2 separate regions of the Homo sapiens genome follow, and region 1 is linked to region 2. A link is a loop called in an ENCODE intact Hi-C map of the cell type or tissue named here. Cell type or tissue: gastrocnemius medialis. All regions are shown on one strand. Each heading gives the region's core, and the rest is flanking DNA. Links, peaks and the distances in the headings are about the cores only. Region 1 overlaps SLC6A6 (solute carrier family 6 member 6). Region 2 has its middle 18 kb from the start of LINC01267.

Region 1 (11,305 bases), core at 1,387-9,386, 61 kb after region 2:
CTGGTTTCAGTTTCCCCCTGTGTCAGGTTGAGGGGGAGAGACTTCCTGGTATCTAAGGTCACAGCCAGGCGGTGCCCCAGAGCGCAGTGGTTACCGATCCAGACTCCAGTCCACCACTTCCTGGCTGTGCAACCTCGGTCAAGTCGCTTATTGATTCTGAGCCGTAGTTCCTCATCTCCATTTGGGGTAAGTCCCCCCCCAGCCATCCCAAAGGGTGGCTGGTTAAGGATTGGGTAAAATACTGCGTCCACCTGCTGATCCCCAAACTGCACATGCAAGCCTGCAGCCCAGGGAGCTGGGATTGGCCACGAGGTTGGAGGATTTTGCATACATTTAAAGCATTTCGAGTGTGCTTTTAAGCCCCATTAGACTCTAAGATGCTACACAGTCTCGCTACTTTCGGACTAATTAGGAGAAAAGTAAGCAGCTGTAATCAGTGAAAAATGATTTAAGGAAAGAAAAAAATATTTAGCCTGATTAAAACATTTCTATTAGCTAGAATTATGTAAAGTGCCCGTCACAGTGCCAGACAGACAATGTCAGCTGCAGTTATTATTTCAGTTATACAAGAACAGGTGGAATTAGGAGAACCAAGGGTTGCTATGACAATAAGCCGGGACCCTCCTCATCCCTACCTGGGAGGAGGGCTGGCCCTGCCCTAGAGCTTCCTGCGGTCTTGGTGAGGAAGAAGAAACTTCTGGGCCGGCTTCCCAGGGGAAGGTGCACCTGAGGATGAGCAGGAATGTGTCCTTCAGGGCCTGGGAATGGCAGGGCCTCCCAGAAACGGCGTGGCGATGGGGGTTCTGTGATAAAGGAACCCCTCTCTGGCTTTAGTTCTGCTGCAGAGCGTTCTTATGTGGTGTACTTTCCTGGAAAACACAGCCTCCCAGCACCCTGCGCTGTGCTGGAAGGAGCATTGTGACCTCATGCTCAGGTACTCTGAGGCACAGAGACCCTGGGTGCTGGGTGTCTTCCGCACTCTCTGGCTGCTTCTGTGCCTCAGAGTAGAAGCCCTTTGGGAAGACCTAAGAGCCAACCACAATAATTGCAGCTGTCCTGAGTCCTGCTACAGGCAGGCAGCTCTTCCAGATTAGCCCCAGCATGAGTAGATGTTCCCCTTCACACCTGGAGTTTTAACGTACACTTCTCTGGGCACCTGGCCCTGTCCTGAGAAATTAACCTGGTGGGATCGCCATCCACCCTGTGAGGTCGATGCCATTATCAGCCATGTTTTACAGGTGAGGAAACCGAGGCACAGAGCATATGCTGCCCACGGTTGCAGAGCTGGGGTTTGAGCCCCATCAGCCTGGCTTCAGAGCTTCCTGGCTAGCCCCGCCTTCCTTCCCAGGCCTCTGTCTGCTTACTATATGTGAACTCTGGGCATCAAGTTGTTGGGCTGATCTGTCATTCAATAATGCCTAAAGGAGGGGTCCCCGGTGCCCAAGGACCTTCAGCCAGGAGCTGTGGGGTTTCAAAGCTGCCATGTTGAGGGGTCCCAGTGTCTGACTTCTGCAGTTGCAGCCATCCTGGGGGCCACCAGCAAGGTAACATTCCTCTCCTGAAGGTTTTCTCTCCAGCTGCCCAAGGTGTCCCAGGGGCCAGCAGGTGGAGAGAAGCTGCCTGGCCACCCTGCTCCAAGGAGCTGCCCTGCTCTTCCCTCCTGTGGGTTGTTGGGGTTGCTCTGCAGGTCCACAGCAAAGTCCTTTTCTACTCTCGAGTCCAGTTCCCAGCCCCTGTAACTTCCATCTCCCCAGCTTAGCAGGTGCCACCATCCCAAGGGCCAGAAGGGTACTCAGTACTTTGCATGGGGAACTGCAGGCCCTGATCTGGCCCTCGGCTCCTCCACTCTGCTTTCTGCCCTGAGATGCTCCCCTAACTGTATCCTAAGGGCTAGGGGAGGGAGGTGATGGCAGGTTTTCACATCTGTGCTCAGATCCCCAGGGACCCACCAACACAGGGGACCCACATTGCTCAGCAAGAATATTGATGGGGACCCCAGGATCCCCCAGTCACATGCACTGCAGAAGAGGAGGCTGGCCCCTGAGAGGCCTGGGAGAGAGACAGTTGGAATAGAAGGGAGGGGGCAGCTAGGAGGAGGCCCAGCTGTTAGGGTGACACCCTGAATCTCAGAAGCGGTTGGCCAGTGTTTGAGCCCTGGTCTTGGCCCTGTAAGATGATCTGTAAAGCACTCGGCGGGCATGGTGCCCAAGAGATGCTCAGCAGGGCCTCGGCTCAGAGCCCAGGCTGCCCATGAGTTGAGGAAGAATGCCGGTCAATTTTGTCATCATCCTGATAGCTTGAACTTTCTAAGTGCCTGCTGTATGCCAGGCACTGTTCTAAGCAGTCCATACATGTTTGGTTCTTTAATCTCTCAACAGCCTCACAACTTAGGTACTGTTATTACTCCCATTCTATATTTGAGGAACCTGAAGCAGAGACAGGTTTATTTATGGTGTACAACTTTCTCTCCTGGGGAGGGTGCCTTTGCTGAGAGAGGGGCCCTGTGTGCAGGTGTGTGGGAGGGACATTTGGGACCCTGCACCTCCAGGCTGCTGAGTCTCCTGAGAGCAGTTCTGAACCACAGTCCAGAGCAGGGCAAGCCTCACCTTGGTCAAGCAATGTCACCAGAGCCTCCGCTGGCCTTTCCTGCCATTGTTCCCTATGCCTGGGGAGGTGGTGTTTAAGGGACAGGTGTTTCTGCTGTTGGGGAAGTCCCACCTGCTGCCTCCACTGGAGAAAGTGACTCCTCTCTGCTGGGTGACAGTGAGGGGAGCCCCTAAGTCCCAGGCAATGTGCCTTGCAGCTCATTCCTGTCCTTAGAGACACTGCCTGGGGCCTGCTCAGCTGAACTGTGCCCCTCGCCTGCTGCAGAGACAAGGCCAGGCTTCTTTTTCCCTCTGCACCCCCCTACCCCCAGGAATCGGGGTTGGTCTCCAAGGCTTCTCCCCCCAGTCTCAAACATGCAGGCCTCACTCAGCTGCCCAGCTCCAGGAGCCCTAGGTCACCCCTGCCAGCCTTTGCCTTGATTTCTCAAACTCCCTTTCTCTTTAGCAAGTGGATAAAGGCATGTTGGCTCTGTCCTGGGTCCACATCTGGGCTCTGCCACTTGCTATGGAGTAACCTTGGCCAGGTCATTCTCCTCTGAGCCTCATTTTCCTTATTTGTAAGTTGAGGGCCAAGGTCTTCATCTGCCAGGGCCTGGTGAGGAGCAGCAGCAATAGGGAATAAGAGACTCTCTGGCAAACTCTCAAGTCCGGGATAAATGGCTGTTGGGATGATCCTGGACTTAGTGAGGCTGGCAGAAGTGAAACTCAGCCTGGCCCAGCCCCTAGATGCTCACAGTCTGGCAGATGAGACGTCTGTGTGCACACACGCATCACATGCACGCACTGTCATGAGCCAGCCTTAATCTCTTTCCTGAGCTGATTTTGTTTGATGTTTTGCCCAGGTGCCTCCCAGTTCATTATTAGCACCGCCATTCCCAACCTCACCTGATTTTCAGATTCACCTGGGAAGCTGGTTAAACAGGACAGATTCGTGGGCCCCCACCTTGAAAATTCAGTCAGTAGGGCTGCATGGGCCCAGGCATCTGCATTTTTAGCCAGTGTCTCAGGCAACTCTGATGTTCCTCATGTGAGGATTTTGGTCATCCACTAGTCCCTCCTAAGATCCCACAGACTTCAGCAATGAATGACTTTACAGATTATGAGGCCCGCTTACAGGTCAAGAAACTGAGGTTTCCCAAGGAGAACTTTGAACTTTATCCAAAGTTGCACAGTTCTGAATGAGAGTGCAGTGTCTGGTGAATGGTGGGGGTGATTTGAGCTGGAGGATGCTAAACGGAAGAGTCTTGGGTGGGCGGGAAGGGCTTTTGCTGGGAGGTGACACTTGGACCAGGGTCTTCCAGGTGGGTGGGATCTACCTAAATGTAAGAGAACCCACAAACCAAGCACAGACTTGAAAGGGGCAGTGCCGGGGAGAGAGTCATGCTGGGCAAAAGGAGAAATAAGGTGGCAGAGATTGGGGGCAAGTCAGACAACTCTAGTGAGCCTGGGATTCCAAGAGGAGAAGTTCAGATTATTATCTAGGCAGCTGGGAGTCACTGATAGTTCTTGAGCTGGGGGCTGACATGGCAGGCATTTGGGGTTTGCTAGAAACAAACCCGGCTAAGCACGTGGGAGCAGAGGTCAGGGCACGCCTCCAAGGAGTTTCCAATGGTTGGTGTGGCCTCTTGGGCCACACCACGAGTGACAGGCCATCAGAAGGTATACCATGTCCCCAGCACCCCCAGAGTTTAAGCTAAATTGCAATGGAAAGTTGAGGGAGATGGCTACCACTGGGGGTTGCCCTGGGAGATGGCCCCTGCACGTAGGAAGACCACAGTTGAGAAGCGTCGGTCCTCCCTGCATCCTAGCCCCACCCGAGTGTGGATTTTAGCGCTGAGCTTTTCTTCTGGCTGAGCAGTAGCCGCTGTTAGGCACCATCTTGTAGTGCTGGAAGTCGCTGCCACCACTGCACCAACAGTTGCCAACCTGACAGAATTAGATATGAGCCTCATCCTCCCAAGTTTGGAAGAAGAGCTTATGTTCAGCCTCTGGCGTCCACTGTATCCCACCAAGTTGGGGTTGTCGGGAATGTCCCGCCCCTCCACCACATCTTTCAGGCCTCAGTTTCCCCTCTGTGAAATGAGTTCCCTCCAGCTCTGATGGGGCCGTCTGTGGAGGAGGCTAGAGACTGTAGCTTTGTCTTGTCACTGATCTGCTATGTGGCCTGGGCCTCAGTTTCCTCATCTGTAAAATGGGCTTGGATGTGGACGTGCCAAGACCTCCAAAGCCCCACTGTGAGTCTTTGATTTTGTGTGGGATCCCAGGGCATCCCCTGGCACTTGGCAAACCTTTAGGGGCAGGAAAAATTAACTTCAAAGTCATTATTGGAAGATGCTCAGGAATGGACATCGTTTAATGAAAAGTGATTTCCTAAAGATCTGGTGTTCATCTGTAGAGTTTTGACCATCTGATGGGAAACTGTGCTCAGATGTTGGGAGCACATCCTGGTCCACCCTTCCCCACTGTCCACATACCCCAGCATCTGTCATTGCAGTTTGCTCTGTCGCCCTCGTAGAGGAGCTCTCAGAATGCCTGACGTGGAAGGCTGTTTCTCCCTATGCAGAGTGTCCCCAGAGCCCTAAGCCCTAAACATTCCATCTGAAAAATCCTCATCGTGCTGGGCCTTGTATTAATACTAGGTGTCAGGAAGCAGGACCCGGGTGACTGGGGAGTAACAGACAGCAACAGTACAGGCTGGGAACGCAGGGACAGAGCTGTCCTGGAGGCTGTCCCATCGAGGCTGTGAGGGGTACCTGCTCATTAGGCAGGGGAAGAGTGTACCGGGCTGAGGGCACAGCACAAGCCAAGGGTGTTGGGGCTTGAGAAACCACAGCGTGTGCTTCAGGAACCCCTGGGGATCTTGGGCTGGTTCTGGATGGTGGAGGGGGCCTAGGAATCGGCTTCCAGTTAAGTAGAGCAGGCACCTGTGCTCCAGAACACAGTGGGCACCGGTGACCGACAGTGCTAGTTCCCCACCCTGTCTTGCTAAATCCCAGGCTGTTTGGTTCCTCTAGCACCACACTCTGGTCGAGCTGAATTTCTGAGTCCGAGTGAGGTGGGGCGGAGGTAGGAAGGAAGAAGAAAGTACATCCTCGTCAGGGGGAAAAACATGTTTAAAAGAGGAACAAGGAGGGGGAGGTTGTTTGCAAACATTTAATGAGGTAGGAGTTTCACATACTGTAGATGGGATATTGTGCCTACTTTAGAGAGGGTAACACTGAGGCTGAAGAGAGAAGGTGACTTGCCCAAGGCTGTACAGCAGAGCGCCCTGACTGGTTTCCATGGCACTGTGGCATCCGGCAGAGCCACAGTGACAGAGTTGGGGCTGGCCCGGCTCCTGCACGTGCACCCTTAGCTGACTCTGTCACTGGGGCCTGTATCCTTCCAGTTTCTATAGAGCAAGGGAGGGGCTGCCCTCTGCTTTTCATAGCCAACAAGGAGCAGGGCTTTAGGCTTCTTACAGCTTAAAAGGAGAAGGTCAAGGAAATGGCAACCAACCTTTCTCTTTTCTTGAGTTTCTTTTTTGTGGCCTCCAGAAATAATCCTGGGCTCTGCAGAGCCTGTTTCAGGCTCATGGTCTACCCTACCCCGCCCCCATTTCCGGCAAAACCAGGCTGAGGGCTGGGCTGCTAGCGAAGCTGACAGCAAGAGTGACAGCCCTGTCCTGTCGCTGGTGAGTCAGTGCCAGGAGGTGGCTGCCTGCTGACTCACCCACTCCTTCCGCAGGCTCCAGGGGCCCCTACAGCAGCCTGACTCCAGCCAGCCCTGGGCCATGGGGGAAGGAGATGGAAAAGGGGCTTGGCTCCCTCTGACCCTTCACCCAGCCCCTGCACCCTGGAGCAGAGCTGCAGGCAGTGTGACCGTTGTGCTGTTATTGGCCTAAACACATAGCAACAGGAAAACAACCCCAAAACCCCAGCCTTAAGAGCAAGTCCAACAGTGCGCGACTCCCCAGGTCAGGAGAAGCCCCGATGTGTGCAGAATCTGCAGATGGGGCTGCTCTCGGCCCTGCCTCTGGCTGTGGAAACAGGCCTCCAAGTACCCAAGGTAGGCATTTTGGTGGCCCTCCCCAAGCTCCTCTTTCTCCTCCAGCCCAGCTGTGGGTACCAAGTGCCCTGGAAGTCTACTGAGTGGTGTCCAGGGTCCCCTCAGACAGCATCCCAGAGACTTGACCTTCCTCTGTGTGTCCAGGCTGTCAGGCCCAGCTCTCAGGGACTCTTTGACCAGAGACGTCTTTGAAGCCTACCCTTGACCAGACACGGAACCTTGTCCTTCCTCTGAACTTGTAGAATAATTTTTGTTTCTTTAACAAAACGAGCCCCTCCCTCCTTCTCTAGTCGTTAGTGCTGTGAAGGTGGGACGTTAGTGCTGTGAAGGTGGGACGGTGACCCAGTACCCCTGTGATGGCCCTGGGCCAGGTGTGTAGCAGGTGCTCAGTCAGCCAGAGCTTTTGTTCCCTCCCGCCACCTCCCCCAGAGAGAATTGCCCCAGGTAAGCGAGTGCCTGCTCAGAGCAGAGTGGGCAGATGACTTCCCAAGAGCACATTACAGCAAAGGGTGACCCTGTTCCTTTCAAAGCATGGCTTCACCCATGGAGCCGGCAGGGTTTGGGCTTCCTGCACAAGGATGTTGTGTTTGTGCCACCAGTCTTAGGTGTTAGGTCCTTGGTCAAGGGGAAGACATTCTGGCCACCCACCCCGCAGGTTCTCAGCTCATGGTGAGGAACCCAGGCGGCCGAGGTGTGGGGTTAACGACTCTACAGGCCCCACCAGAAAGTGTTAGCTGAGCACGGTAGCTCCCATCTATAATCTCAGCACTTTGGGAGGCCAAGGCAGGTGGATCACTTGAGGTCAGGAGTTTGAGACTAGCCTGGCCAACATGGTGAAACCCCATCTCTACTAAAAATACTAAATAATTAGCTGGGCGTGGTGGCAGGCACCTGTAATCCCAGCTATTCAGGAGGCTGAGAAACGAGAATCTCTTGGACCCAGGTGGCGGAGGTTGCAGAGAGCTGAGATCGCACCCTGCACTCCAGCTTGGGCAACAGAGCTAGACTCTGTCTCAAAAAAAAAAAAAAAAAAAAAAAAAAGTCATAAGTACCTGCAGGGAAAAACCCAACATGGGCCCTTAAGTTCCCTTTCAGAGTAGAAGGGAAGGGTTGGTGGTCAGGGACAATCCAGGGCTTTTAGCCAAAAGCGTTGAGCCCTCACTGGGGCAGCACAAAACTTGGGATAAATCCAGGTTCTAACTCTGGCCTTGGGGGCCCCGTCCCCTCTTCCTCTCTGCCACACTCTGGCTTTCTGTTTCTTCACTATGTGCACCATGGCCCTCTTTACACCTGCTGTTCTCTGCTCTTAGAACAGTGTTCCCCCAGTTCTTTGCCCCCAGTTCTTTGCCTCAGCTTCAGTGTGGCTAAAAGCTTGTTCCCTAGAGCCGAGCTTCTGGGTTTGAATCCAGCTGTATGACCCTGGGCAAGTGGCTTTACTTCTCTGGGCCTCTTTCCATCATCCGGGCTGGTGAGGAGTAAGTGAGTGAGTTGGTGTCTGGAAAGGGCTTGGCACAGGGCCTGCCCACAGTGAGTCCTCAGCGAGCTGCTGTTGTTATGAAATGTCACCTCCGCAGAGGGGCCTACTTTGTTGTTTTCTGTGTGCTGGGCACTGTCATAAATAATTGCTCATTTATGTGTTTAGTGTCTATCTCCCCTTCTGCAGGTCAGCTTGGTAGGGCTCACCCACTGTCTCCAGTTCCTAGAGCAGTGCCTGGCACATAGTAGGGTGAGTTAACAGCCACTGCTTGCCAAAGCCACTCAAACCTTTGTTCTAACCCTGGACCTCTGAGATGCAGAGGGGAAGTGACTTGGCCTGCATGACCCAGCTTTCTGACCTCGCCCACTGCCCTTTCCCCGACTTAGCTGCTTGGGCTCTGCTGTGGGGCACCTCCGTTTGGAGTATGGTGTGTGCCTCAAACACCTTCATCTGGGGCAGCGCCAGCCACCCTGCCTCATCCTGGCCCTTCTCAGGCCATCCTGCCACCGGGAGCCTGCCGTGCCTCCACCCCTCCCCCTGCAACTGGCACGGTGGCACTCTCCTTGCTGCCTCTCCTCTGCTGCCAGACTGTGGTTCTCTGGGGCTTTGGGCCAGGTCCTGCCACTTCCAAGGAGATGATAAAACAGTTTGGACCCAGTCCCCAGACCTTATGTTCACCTGCCAATGTTTTTATGAGGGGAAGGTGACAAGTTGGCTGTCTATTAGACTCATACCGTGTCTCGCCACCCCCGGCGTTGTTCCAGAGGCTTGTTCTTTGCAAAACCTGCTCACTGTCATCCACTCTTCCCCAGCAAACCACAGACTAAGAAGAACTACGTGGTCTGGCTGGTCCCCATCCAGAGGTCACCTTGCCCCAGGGTGGCACCAAGGTCATGGAGTTGGGACGTGGGTGCAAATCCTGGCCCACTGTCCTGTAGCTGTGGGACCTGGGATAAGGCTTCCCCCTTCTCTGAGCCTCAGTCTCCTGATCTGTGAAAGGCAAGGCTGATGAGGCCGGGGGTGAGGTAGAGGCTTTTCTGCAGGGCTTAGTGTGATCCAGGCAGGAGGCTTCTAGCGGAGGTCGGGGGTCTCTGAGGGTAGACCCGTACTTTGGTGGGGTGGAGGTTGCAGTTAAATCAGGAGAGGGGAGGACCTCACCCGAGGATGCTGAACCCCAGGTAGATAACAAGCCCCTGTCCCAGAGACGGCATGCTGAAACGATTTCCTCAACAGAATTCACTTTCACTACGACCAGAATATTTTTGCTCATTGTTTCGGCTTTGTTCCGGGCAAAACAATGCCTGGCTTCCTGGATGACCTCACCGGGACAAGCCATCAGGGCTGTAGGCCAGCCTGGTCAGCATCTCCGCACGAGCCCATTCTTCCCTTTGCCACGGCCACCTTAGGTGACCTGGGGGCAATAGTGTGACCAAAGAGAGCAGACTGGCCACAGGCTGAGTCTGGCCCCCTCTGTGTTTGTGTTTGACCCAGGTGGTGGTTTAGAAACTGAAAAATGTGTGTGTGCATATAAACCAGATTTCAACATCTCTTGAGAAGCTGGAGGATCCAGCCCCAGTGGGCACCAGTCCCGAAGGCACCTGCAGTAGTGGGAGCTAAGGAGAGCTGCCTGTGAGAGTCCAGACTCCTCCTGTCCCCTGGTTCCCACTCTTCCCTGCGACCTCCCCACCCCAGTGGACTCCTGTCCTTTGCCCACCAGGCCTCTGGAGGCTTTGGAGCTCGCCACGCTTGAGTTAGCCTTTCCTTGGGAGCAGATAACCAACAGATACAGACCTCATGATACAATTCAATGATTCAATCTCTTAAAGGTGTACTTTTAAAATATATATAAAAGAGAAAAAGAAAGGCTTTGATTAATTTCCACTTAAAACAGCTACTCCACTTAGAGTGATGGAAAGAGCTTCTACTTTATTATTATTATTTTTTCATCTTTTTAGAAACAGGGTCTTGCTCTGTCACCCAGCCTGGAGTGAGGTGGCATGATCACAACTCACTGCAGCCTCCAACTCCCGGGTGCAAGTGATCCTCCTACCGCAGCCTCCTGAGTAGCTGGGACTGCAGGCGCACGTGACCACACCTGGCTAATTTTTTTTTAACTTTTTGTACAGACAGGGTCCAAATGTGTTGCCCAGGCTTATCTGGAACTCCTGGCCTCAAGCCACCCTTTCACTTCAGCCTTCCAGAGTGTTGGGATTAAAGGTGTGAGCCACCACGCCCACCCAGGAATAGCACTCTTAACAACAACTCCCTTTTTTTTTTTTTTTTTTTTTTTTTTTTTTTTTTTTTTTTTTTTTTTTTTGGTGCTTAATTGTTAAACACTAGGGCCAAGGAGAGTGCCCTTGGCAGGCATCACTAATAGATCCTGGCCATCCTGCTCACTGAGCCTGTACCTAGCCCAGAATCTATGGAGACAGTGGTCCAGGGAGCCCCATCAGAGTTCCCTGTTTGCTAGAGGAGGGCTCCAGTCCAGCACGCCATCTGTCCTGCCTGAGTCTGTGCTGTTTCATTAGCTGGCCTGGCCCAGCCCTGTGGCCCTTGGCACTGACTGCTCCCCAGGCCCTGTCCAGCCTCCTGAGCCCCGTCTCCATCATGTGGCCCTTCACTTCCCTGTTTGCCTTTGCCTAGTTCCCCAGTTTGTCAGCCGGCTTGCAGCTGGCTCCTTAAAGACACCAGACCCCATTTCATTTGATCCATAGCAGCTACAGTAGTTGAGAACATGGACTTCAGAGGCCAAGACAGACCTGGGGGGCATTTGGAGCTTAAGTGGCCTTTTCCTCATGTGTGACTGTGGACAAGTGACTTCACATCTCTGTGCTTTATCAGCACAGGAAGGATGGGAGCAGCACCCACTGAGGGGATTAGCTAAGAAAATGAAAATGTGCTTGTAGTCAGTGCTCTTTTTAAAAAGATGCATATTCTGCTTGTGTATATGGTCAGTGCTTAATAAACACAGCTATCTTTTTCTTAAAAGTAACTTTTTTTGTTTTTTTTTGGAGACAGGGTCTCGCTCTGTCACCCAGGCTGGAGTGCAGTGGGGCAATCATGGCTCACTGCAGCCTTGACCTCCAAGGCTCAAGTGACCCTCCCACCTCAGCCTCCCGAGTAGCTGGGACTACAGGCATGTGCCACCACATCCAGCTAATTTTTGTAGTTTTTG
Region 2 (11,305 bases), core at 1,500-9,499:
CACATTGGCTTTAATAATTAATATAACGAGCCTGAGCCCTGGCCAAGAGACCCATTGGGTGCCAGCACCTCTCACACCCACCTCTAAAGCTCTCATGCTCCATCCACACTGCCGCTGCGCTCATCTAGACCCCCACTGGTGCTCATTCCCTCACTCCCCACCCCACCCCTTGCCCTGCTTCCAGGGTCAGCCCCTCCAGTGGATTCTCTGCCCAGCTGGAGCCATAGAGGTTGTTTTAAAGCACTGCAGTCATCTGGCTACCACCCTCCATGGCTCCCCATTCCCCTCATATCAGTCTCTGGAAGCCTTTTGTGACCTGGCCACAGCCAACCTCTCCATCACCCCTGGGCTCCGCTATACGTTCTTCCTGCCCTGCACCTCTTGCAGCTTCCCAAATATGCCAAATTCTCTCTTGCCTCTGAACCTCTGCACAAGCTGTTCCTTCTTTCTACCAGATACCCTTTCCCCAATTTCCCCTGCTGACTAACTCTTTTTCATCCTTCAGCTCAAGTGCCTGGGGCCTTGAGTCTTTTCTGTGTAGGTCTTCATAGGTGACGTGGGCTTCCTCACAACATGGTGGCTGGATTCTAAACATGAGCATCCCAAGAGAATTGGATGGAAGGGGTATTGCCTTTATGACATAGCCACTCAGCATTGTCCTGCCATTGTCACAGGCCCACCCAAATTCAAGAAAAGAGAATATGTGGCCTCACCTCTCAGAGACGGGTGTGAGTGTCACCACAAGAAGAATGGGATGGGAGCTGTTGTGGCCATCTTTGGAAAATATAAAATGTCACCGAGGGGGAAGGTACATGTAAGAACTATGTAAGTACTGTGGCTGGGGACATTCAGTACGAGGGCAAATGTCCCTGATCCTCATTGTCTTAACAGCTAGCCCTTTGGTAGACAGCATGGCCCCGAATCAGTCAGGAAAGCTTAGCTGTGTCAGTCCTGTCTGCAAGTTCATGAAGCATTGGGGAAGATTTCTGTCAGTAATGGGAGCATTTACCATTTAACATGTTTTGAATTTTAAAGCTCCAAGTGTTGGTGATCTTGAAAATTCCTCGGTGGGCCTGAAAAAGTGAAATAGGCCACAGATAACTCCTAAGAGGTTTGGGGAAGGAAGGCCAGGGACTTTTCCAAGTATGCCTGGCCCACTAAGGGTCACGTCCCCCAAAAATTATCCGGAGAAAAGGATATGCCTGGCACCCATTCCCTCAACCACAGGAAAGGCCTGGAATATTCTGGGGAGATGTTCCAAAGGGATCTGGTGTGTGCACATTCCGTGCAGAGGTTGTGGAACAGAATCGTAGGGCGGGGGTGAGGGTGCTGGCGTGGGCAGAACCCAACCCTAATTTCCTCTCTTCTTGTTTTTAACCCTAGGCTCTGCCTCCTTTTTCCTCTTGCCAGTTGGAGCCAAATCATTCAGATTTCCAGATTGTGAGGAATCCTTCAGCCCCCGTGGTATAGCCACTGACACACTATCCAGCTGCCACAGTTGTGGGTGTTGAACCCTACCCTTACCCTTAGGCCTTCGGTGGAACCACGTGGATCTCCCCGGGGCCTCCAGGAGGAGAAACGTGCTCTGTCTCCTTGGCCAGGAAAGGTGAAGCTGTGTGACCTAGAACACACACTCCTGACCTCTCTGAGCCACTCCTAGTAGCAGGCTGTGAGCTGCTTGTCTCACTACGTAGCTAGGAAATAACAGCATGAAAGTGCCTCAGAAAGGAACTACCAGTGGCTGTACAGTTACTACACATCGTTAGTAATAACGGCACTCCCCTCCCAAGACGACAGCAGAAAGGGATTCAGCAGCAGAAGGCACAGCTCTTTTGCTTCTGGGTGCCAGCAAACCCTTCATTGAGCACATATTGAGCATCTGCTGTATATCAGGGCCTGGGCAGCACCATGGACACAATAATGCACTCGGTGTGCACAGCCCCTGCCCTCAAAGGCCCCCCATGTTGGCTGTTCCAGAAACACAGGAGCTGGGGAGGTGGCATCAAAGCAGAGACCTAAAAGATACTGAGGAATTAGCCGAATGGAAAAGACAGGGTGATTTCCTGATAGAGGAACTGCATATGCAAGGGCCCAGGGTCCAGGGATCAGGGGGCTCCTGGGGAAAGACCAGCCATTCTGATGGCTGGAGCGTAGAGCCTCAGCACCCATGCAGAGCTTGAGGGGGATTAAATAGTAAGCGAATAAAGAAAGAAAATGCACAGAGTGTTAGGAAGTGGTGAGAGCTACAGAGAATCATAAAGAGACGGGCGTAGGGATGGGGGTGGGTAGGAATGGGGGTGAGTAAGGATGGGACAGGGAGAGGGATGAGGTGGGTGTAAGGATGGCACAGAGGGTGAGGCTGCCATTTCAAATAGCAGGGAGCCTGCACTCACACGAGGACATTTGTGCAGAGGTCAAAGAAGTGAGGGAGTGAGCCCCGTGGGCATTTGGGGGAAGAGCATTCCCCGCAGGGGAAGCAAGAGCAAAGGCCATGGGCCATGCACTCCACACCTGAGGGGAGCTGGGGGGCGGGGGAGGGCCAGTGTGGCGGAGTGAGCCAGCAGGACAGAGGCGGAAGGAGAGGCGTGGGAATGTCGGGAGTCAGACCACTCAGTCTACTGTGGGGACCTGGGCTTCCATCCCAAATGAAAGGCAGCCACGGGGCTGCTCGCCAAGGCAGGGACGAGGGTAGATGTGGGTTTAACAGGATCCCTCTGGGGCCTAAGAGGAGAGGCTGAACGGGTAAGGGAGGAAGGAGCAAGGGAGGAGGCGAGAGAGATGATGCTGGCTGCACCAGGTGGTAGCAGTGGCCATGGTAAAGAGTGACTGGCTTCTGAATATATTTTGAAAGCAGAGCCACCAGAAACCGGAGCAAGAGAGGGGAGGGGAGGAGATGGGAGGGAAGAGAGGAGGGAAGGTGATGCGGGGAGGGGAGGAGAGGGGAGAGGAGGGGGTAGGGGACAATGGTGACTCCAGGGCACGCATACTTCTCTGTCCTCTCGCACTGCCTGACAGACATAATTAACACAGACCTTTCTCCCGTTGAGACCAGATTGGTTCTTGGAATCCTCCTCAACCCAGACCTACAAGGTGTCACTCCCACTAATCAGGATTGGATGTCCAATGAGGCCAGGAGGCAAAATGGGTTCACACAGGAATACGCGCCATCATTTGTGGGCATCTACCATGTGCTTGGCACTAACTAGTTGCTTTTCCAATTCTCTCATTTCAAGGAGAGACAAACTCTGGGATTGGCAGCAGCATCCTTAACAGATGACACCAGGGCTCTAGCAGTCCACACAGAACTCCCCAGCTAAGACGTTTAGAGCTAGGATTCAAATGCGGTGATCACTTATTCCAGTGCCAGCCCCAGCTCCCCATGGGAGACCCCCTCCTCACTCTGCTGAGGCCTCACCCACCACACCTGGGCCTCCTGGCCATGCCAGGACTCCACATTCCAACAGGCTGGTAGAGGCGGTTGTGGGCAGAGCATGCCTGGAGGCTGAGAACCGCAACTTCCAGCCCCGGTGCCATCCTGGGGCAGGGTGGCGCAGAGGGGCATGAGCGCCTGTGCCAGGAGCCAATGCTGCGGAGGGGCCCCACCCCACCTGGGGGCTGCCAGCCCGCCTGCCGGCCAAGGTCCTCACCAGTGCCTTCTCTCCTCTAGCACACCCATCAGCTCAGCATGAAGACTTGCTAAGGAAAAGGTACAACTGGGAACGCGAAGCTGTCCATGCCTGGAGATGATTCCAGCAGCCAGGAGGTGGGGCTGGCCTCTTACCTGGGTACACTGTCTCCATGGGAGCATCCTCCACGCAGTTAGAGTGGGCTGTTGATGTGTCTGTATGGACTGTGAAGGTAACTAAATGCCTGGGACTTAGAAGGCTCCACGGGCAGGCTCCAGAGGCCAGCCAGCATGAGCTCAGGTCCAGCTCTGCCACTTACTTGCTGTGCCATCTCAGGCCGGTTACATTACCCCTCTGGCCCTCTTTCCCGGTAAAAAAAGGGCTGGTAATAGCATCCACTTCATAAGGCTCTGCAAGTACTGGGGGCAGGGGTAACTCACATGAAACAGTTAGCACAGTAAGTGCTGAGGAAGGTTAACCATTATTACCATTATGGGCATTCATCCCCGAGTTCTCAAGATTGACATGGACTTGAGCAAGCACCCAGGAAATCTGTAGGAAGCACAGTGAGGGCCAAGCTCCTTGGGGTGGTAGTTGAAGGATGAGGGGGCAAAGAAGACTAGAGGAGAGAGGAAGGAGGAGCTGAGTGTAAGCCCCTGCCAGCCACTGCTTTGCTGTGTGACCTTGAGCAAATCCATTGCCCTCTCTGGACCTCCATGTCCCCGTTGTTTACATTTGGGACATGCACAAAGGCCCTCTCAGCTCTGCATCTGTTTTTTGGTACCTGCCATGAGCAGGTAGAGCAACTTAATTAAATTAATTTGAATTAATTTTTAAAATTTTTAAATTTTTATTTTAATAAAATAAAAAAGATTTGGAGTGGGCTTGAGTCCCCCAGGGCCTCCCAGTTTCTTGGAGGGGGGCTCACTTTCCAAGGAAGGTAATTGGGTCATACTGGCTATGTGTTTTTTCCTGTGCACAGCCCTTCTAGCCCCGCTTCCCCACCAGACTGTGACCTCCTGGGGGTGGCCATGCTTGCTCCCAGTGCTCTGTGAAGCTCAGGCTCAGGCCTCCTTAATGCCAGGCCAACTCTTCCTCCTCCTGCCAGACTCATCTGGGCTCCACCTCCTCCAGGAAGCCTTCCTAGACCCAGGCTGAGTTATCTGAGTGGGCCTTCTCATGGGAGGGGGTCTGGTTTGGGGCCTGTCTTCCTTCCAGGTACCCAGAACAGGAACCACACTGGCCTGGCATCTGGAGTGAACAAAGGGATGTTGCCCAGCAGATGTTTGTGGAATGGACAGGTCCTGAAGTGCCCACAGGAGCTTGAGAAGAAATCCAGGAAGCCTGGTCAGCCTCAGCTCAGCCCCACCTGACTGGGACCTCTGGCAAGTGACCAACCCTGCCGAGCCTCCCTCCTGCCACCTGTTGGATGGGGACTCTCAGCACTGTGGTGAGGATTAAGCGAGTCAGGAGACTCAGAGCCTGGCGCAGCCCTAAAGACAACAGACTCACCTGGGAGAGAGTTCATCCCCTGCAGATGCTGTCCCGGCCAGCCACCTGGCCCGGGAGTTCACCTCGGCTCCCCTCCGCCACTTGCTGTTCTGACCTTTTAGCAAACAGCAAGCAGGTCTCTGGCTCTGAACTCTCCCAGGTAACAGCATCTACAGAAAATGTGAGAACTGTGTCCTGTCTTTATTATCTTTGTTTTCATGGTACCTTCTGTTTATAGCAGCCTCTTCTCAGATATGATGTGGTGTTTCCTTTTTTAAATATGCTGACCTAAGCTGGGCACGGTGTCTTGTGCCTACAGTCCCAGCTACTTGGGAGGCTGAGGCAGGAAGATGGTTTGAGCCCAGGAAGTTGAGACTACAATTAGCTAAGACTGCGCACTGCACTTCAGCCGGGGCGATAGAGTGAGACCCTGTCTCTAAAAAGATAAATGAACAGGCTGGGTGCAGTGGCTCATACCTGGAATCCCAGTGCTTTACGAGGCCAAAGCAGGAGGATCGTTGAGCCCAGGAGGTCAAGGTTACAGTGAGCTATGATCGCACCAAAGTACTCCAGCCTGGATGACAGAGCAAGACCCTGTGGCCAAAATAAATAAGTGAATAAATCAGCTGACCCAGCCCATAGCATCAGGTAGCAGGAGAGCTAAGCACAAGGACTCTGAGACCACGTGAGCCAGGTTCAAATGCCAGCTGTGCCTCTTCATTGCTGTATGCCCTCAGGTGGGTCTCCTTGCCTCACTTTCCCCACCTGTACAGTGTAAGGATAGCAGCAGGACCCCTGTCTTGCCTGAGGGCTATTGTAAAGGTTGATGTGTGCAAAGTTCCTACACCCGGGCTTAGGGCACAGTCAGGGTTCCCTACTTCTGTGAAGACGTTTTACAAAGTGAGCTGACACAAGCGAGCCTGGTGACTTGCAGACACCACAGCCTGCGAAATGCCAGCCCAGTCCACCCCTTCTGCCTGCCCTGCCCCAGGAGGCCTGCTGCTACCTGCCTACCTCCCTGGCAAGCCCCCGGCAGCACTGCTGTAATCCCCAGGCTGGGTAAACACATGATTAGGTTTCTCAGCTTTTGTCCTGTTACTCGGAGCAATTCTCAGGCCCTGAGCACTCCTCCCACCAGCATCACCCCACACCCTGACTCCCAAAGCCCTAGGCCCCGGGACCAGCTCAGCCCCTAGCCCATGCCTCAGTTTCCTCATCTGTGAAATGGGCAATGATACCTGCGTGTCATTCATGAATAGGCATAATGCTGTTCTTACCTCACGACCCATGGTGAGAAGTGGGGCTGCTGTCATCATGCATACTCACCATTCTAGTGTCGCAGGTATTGTTCACCTGTTGACTGAGACCTTTACTGAGGGCCCCGAGGGATGCCACTGTGCCTTCACCAGCCTGCCCATTCCCACCTCTCAGCCTCTTCCTCAGCTGGGACCCTCCCGGGAAAGCCCTTCCACTATCGGCTCATCTTTCCCGGCCTCTGAACATCCCACAATGTGGAACCCAGGGGCCATTAATTGCCACCTGGAGTGTGGGTTAGGGTGAGGAGGGAGAGAGCAGAGGCCACTCAGATCTGGAGTACCAATGATGTGGCCTTGGGAAGGCCACTTAACCCTGTGTGTCTCTGTTTCTGCATCTATAAAATGGGAACAGTAACCTCTGCTCCTCGTGAGGTTATGGTGGTGATTTTATAAGCCACATACCCGGCACATGGCCAGACTCCCGTGGCTATGCCCACTGGGTGAGAAGGAAACGGGGAGGAAACCCTGCCTCCATGAGGTGGCTTCTGGCACTGTATTTGGCCTTATTACATAGGGAAAAAATTTACCTCATTTGCACTGTCCGATCTGACCTCCCTGGGGAGATGCCCAGCACTTCTCCATAGCACCCCCATTCATTCTGCCTCCACAGTGGCCAGTGCACAGCTCCCAGACCCCCTATCTGAGCAGCTCCTCCCCTGCTCGAAGCCTCTGATGAGTCCTTACTGCCCTCAGCCACTCCCCTACTGCCTCAGCTGGTGTCCCGGCCAGGCCCGGTGACAAGTGATTCCCCATAAGTGCCTCATGCTCTTCCGGTTTGGCCAGCAGCCCAGAAGCCTCTTGGGCCAGCCCCACCCCATGACCTGCTGAAATCTTATTTGTACTTCAAAGCCTCAGGCATGCCACCCTCCTGGACAGAGCTGGAGACCTGGGATCAGCCAGGCCTGCGTTTATATCACTGCCCACTACTCACTTGCTGCCTGGTCTAGGCTAAGTTGCCTTGCCTCTCTTAGCCTCAGTTTTCTGATCTGCAAAACAGGTTCCTGCTGGAGATTAAGGATGATGTAATTTATTGGATGGTTCCAATGCTCTAGACATGCAGCCAGGCATATTACCAGCAGGATTCATTTTCTCTTCCCAACTGTTCTGTGACCTGGGGCACAACCAGCATTCGGAAGCAATGACATCATGTATACTCATTCATCTAGTCCTCAAAGCAACACCATAGGAGAAGGACTGGGATTACCCCCACTTTATATATGGAGAAACTGAGGCACAGGATGGTGAAGTGAGCAGCCCGAGGCCACACCCTAATACATGACAGGGCTAGGATTCACTCCAGGCAGCCCCGCCCCTGGACCCTAGCACTCAGCCATTGTGTGACAGGATCTCTGAACATCCCCATTTTAGATGGTGGAACTGAGATCCAGAGGGAAAAATGACTCCCCCAGATCTGCACAGCTGGGACCCAGCAGAGCCCAACACACAGCAGGTGCTCTGGAAACATTTTCCTAATCCTACTTCTCAGACCTGGGGAAGTAGGGTGGTTCCTAGCTGACACTGTCCCTCCATTACCCTTTCCTCACCCCAGGGGTCCTACTGGATCCAAGCCGGACATGGTGGGCAGGGAGGAGTGCTCGGTAGGCTGAGGCTGCTTCAGCTGCTGCCTCCAGCTGCCCCACGTTGGGGCCCTGTGCCTGCTGTCTGGGGACGCGGCTGCTGGGCTCCCTGGTGCTCCCCACCCCCACATTCCAATCTATGTATCCCCACCCCCGTGTCTACCTGTGTGCAGTTGATTCTGTTCTCTCCACTTTTGTCCCTGACTGTATCTGACTCCTAGGCTTCTCTCTCTCTCTCTCCCTGCCCCCTCTCTCTCCTTCTCTTTTCTACTCCATCTTGTCTCTGCCTGCTGTCTCTGTGGGGTATCCACTCTCTGTCTGGGTTCCTCTCTGTCACTCTCTCTCATCATCTCTGAGATATGGGACATATATCCATGGTTCTTTGCCACAGACATTTGGGGCTCTCAAAAGTGAGAACGTGCAGCTGGAAATGCCTCAGAGACCACCTTGTTCCACCAATGGGCAGTCAAAGCCAGATGTGCCTTAAGACTTGCCTGAGATCGCTCGGCAGGTGAGAGAGGGTAAGAAATTTCCCCACCCCACGGATTCAGCCAGAGGTGTGCCGCCCACGGGGTCCAGGCTCTGCAGCCCCTCCTCCTCCTACCCAGCTCCGAGACTGCTGGGGTCTCCACACAGCAGCCCACCCAAGGCTGGCGGGTGAGGGCCAAGGGCTCTGTCTGGTGAAGAATAAACTCTGAGGAAGTTTTAGGGCAGAAGAGAACAACTGGACCATTCCGGAGGAAGTTGTAAGGGGGGTAGATACTACACATGTGCCTCAGTTCCTCCACCTGTCTCTCTGCATCCATGATTTTCCATCCCTTGGAGGGCCATGGCTGGGGAAGGACAGTGGGACCATCCTCAGGGCCCTCCGGAAGTGGTCTGCCTGCTGGCGTCGACAAGCACCAGTTTGGGGGACATGTCACCCTCCTGTCCTCAGTCACAATCAACTTCTCACTGGACCCTCTCCCCAGCCCAAAACCCAACCCTTCTATGGAGTCCTCCAGGCTCAGCTCAAGAGCCTTTCTTTCAGGAAGGTTCAGTGTGCCCCACCCACAGCGAGAATGTCCCCCTCCCTGGCTGCCTCACTTGTTGTCTCTCTAGGCTCTCCTGCCTTCTCTCTCTCTCTCTCTCTCCCCCTGTCTCTCTGGCTCTCTCCCTTTGCCACCTGCCCCCACACCTCCACACCTCCACACCCTGACACTTACCAGTCCCGCTTCCCTTGCTGTCGGCGTTCATCCTGGAGTCATGTGACATACTCCCCACCCTGCCCCTAAACTCTGTTTCCTGACCTCAATGCCAGCCCCTCTGCAGGGCACTGCCCCCTCCATGTCCCATGGAATCCCACACCCCCATGCAAGGGGTCCTCACTGGACAGAAGAGAACGCCGGGGCTCAGACAGAGCAGGCAACCTGCCTGAGGTCACACAGCCCAAGTGGCGGCAGCACCGATGTCAACACCCAAGCTGTCCGACCCGATTCCCAGGCTCTTGAATAGACCTGCCGTCTCTCCAGCTGGGGTAGGGCCTCTGTTCAGCCCATATCCCCTCACCATGGGGTCTTTCTGAAACAGATAAACCACAGGGGTGGAGTGGGGGCCTTGACACTCAGCAACACCCCGAGGAGGCTTCCCCTCAGGGCCTGGGCAGCCTGAGCCCTGAGCCGTTTCTGAGGGTGACCTGAATTGGCTCTTCCTGCCTGGTCTGTGTTTGTGTCAAGCTGGTGCCTGAGCGACGTGAGGGTGGGCAGGCTCCCCTGGCAGCAGCTGCCCCTGCCAGGATGGGCAGGGCCTGTGCAGGCACCAAGGATTGATGGTCTTTGCAGGGTGGGCAGCCGGGGCAGGCTGCGGAAATTCTGGGAGAAGCAGCTGCCTCACCCAGGGGAGTGGGAGGGAGGAGGAGAGAGGAGGGTGGCAGAGACAGCAGGAGGAGGGGTTTTCCTTGGGCTGTCCTTGCAGTGACATGCCTGCATGTCTGGGGCATGAGCTGACTGCCCAACTATGTCCACAGCCACCTACCAGGGCCCGCCCACCTTGGGGACAGGGCCGGCAGCCGGCAGCTTCAGGCTCCAAGATGCTCACCAGTGGCTTTGTAGCCTTCTCTCTGCCTAGGAACCCAGGAGGAAAGACACAGCCCCACTTCCTATAGCCAGGTGAGGGTCTAGGCACCTCCCAAAGCACATTCCACAAGGGAGGAAAGAGATGCGGAGGGAGCAGAGTGGCCTAGGGTCACACAGCCAGTACCCTCTCTGTGATGACAGCTTGTCTGCTGCCCCATTCTAGCTCCTAATTCTCAGTCATTCTCAGCCCCCCAGAGCCCTGTGTAGCATTTGCCCCTAAACAGATGTCCAGTGCTTGCTTGTTGAATGAGCGAATGAATAAAAACAGACAAAGCTGGGACAGAGGCACCTCAATGCCCTGAACAGTGTTCCAGCCTTCCTCTGGGCAGGTATGGTGATGATCCCCGTGTTATCAGTCAGGAAACTGAGGCTTAGAGTCTTAGAGTAGCATCCAGCTCAGGACTCTCCTATTTGGCGTCCTGGCAGGAGGTGTCTTACGGAGCCAGTGTCCACCCTGTGGCCTGCATGCTGTGTCCCCAAGCTACCTCTAGGGTGAAATGAGGTCATGGACGGATTTGGGGCTGGGAGTGGTTTCTGACCACTGGGCCACCTGCCCAGTGGATGCCAGGTCAAGCCCCCCTTCTTGGCCACCCCCTGAGAACTGAGGTGGCCCCAGGGCTAGGCCAACTGAATGTCTCTTCCCCTTTTTGATCATATTATTGAATATAAAGGAGCCTGGGAACCACACCCTTTGGAGCTCAACAGAGTTTTTTATGCCCTTAAGAAGCTGGCTGACCCCACACAGGCTCCTTAACCTCTCTGAGCCCCAGTTTTCCCACCCGTAACACAGGACCCCAAACCATGCCACCTGGATCAGAGGGAGTCAGACATAGGAACAACAAAAGGGGTTGCAGCCTTGCATGAAATACTACACAGCAGTGAGAATGCATGAATGGCAGCTACACATGCTGGCATCATGAGCCTCAGAAACACTACGGAAGGAGAAAAGGCAAGTTCCAGAAGAAGGCATTCAGTGTGATCCACTTTACATGAAGATTTAAAAAACACATATTTGGTATATATTATTTGTCAATACATTCATATGTATTAATAGTAAAAGAATAAAAATATACTTTGAACAAGAAGCATCAAGTTCCAGACAGTGGTTAGCTTTGGTGAAGACACGGAGGCATAGGTAGGTGTATGTTTTTGTTTTTGTTTTGAGACAGAGTCTCACTCTG

What was found. Peaks named below come from ENCODE experiments on the same cell type or tissue, not always from the same donor. Only the 100,000 strongest peaks of a DNase experiment are listed, where the experiment ranks them.
Region 1: it touches region 2 in a loop (2.5-fold over the local background); 7 of 110 quality-filtered maps call a loop at or near these places.

Annotation. Positions count from the first base shown.
Region 1 is chr3:14,426,135-14,437,439 of GRCh38, forward strand. All of the region lies in intron 2 of SLC6A6 (solute carrier family 6 member 6), which reads left to right. Among named protein-coding and RNA genes, the nearest start is that of SLC6A6, 29 kb to the left of the region's middle. RefSeq lists enhancers at 1,963-2,232, 2,273-2,332, 5,729-6,640, 6,018-6,427, 6,127-6,421 and 2 more and a silencer at 2,159-2,313. In gastrocnemius medialis, for the core only: no CTCF peak of the experiment used is centred there; DNase peaks (open chromatin) are centred at 2,197, 3,347, 6,277, 8,777 and 3 weaker places; H3K4me3 peaks cover 520 bases; H3K27ac peaks cover 8,000 bases.
Region 2 is chr3:14,364,780-14,376,084 of GRCh38, forward strand. No RefSeq gene overlaps it. Among named protein-coding and RNA genes, the nearest start is that of LINC01267, 18 kb to the left of the region's middle. RefSeq lists enhancers at 2,600-3,118, 7,026-7,265. In gastrocnemius medialis, for the core only: a CTCF peak has its summit at 5,050 (motif pointing left); DNase peaks (open chromatin) are centred at 5,132, 5,826, 6,850 and 7,202; H3K27ac peaks cover 4,026 bases.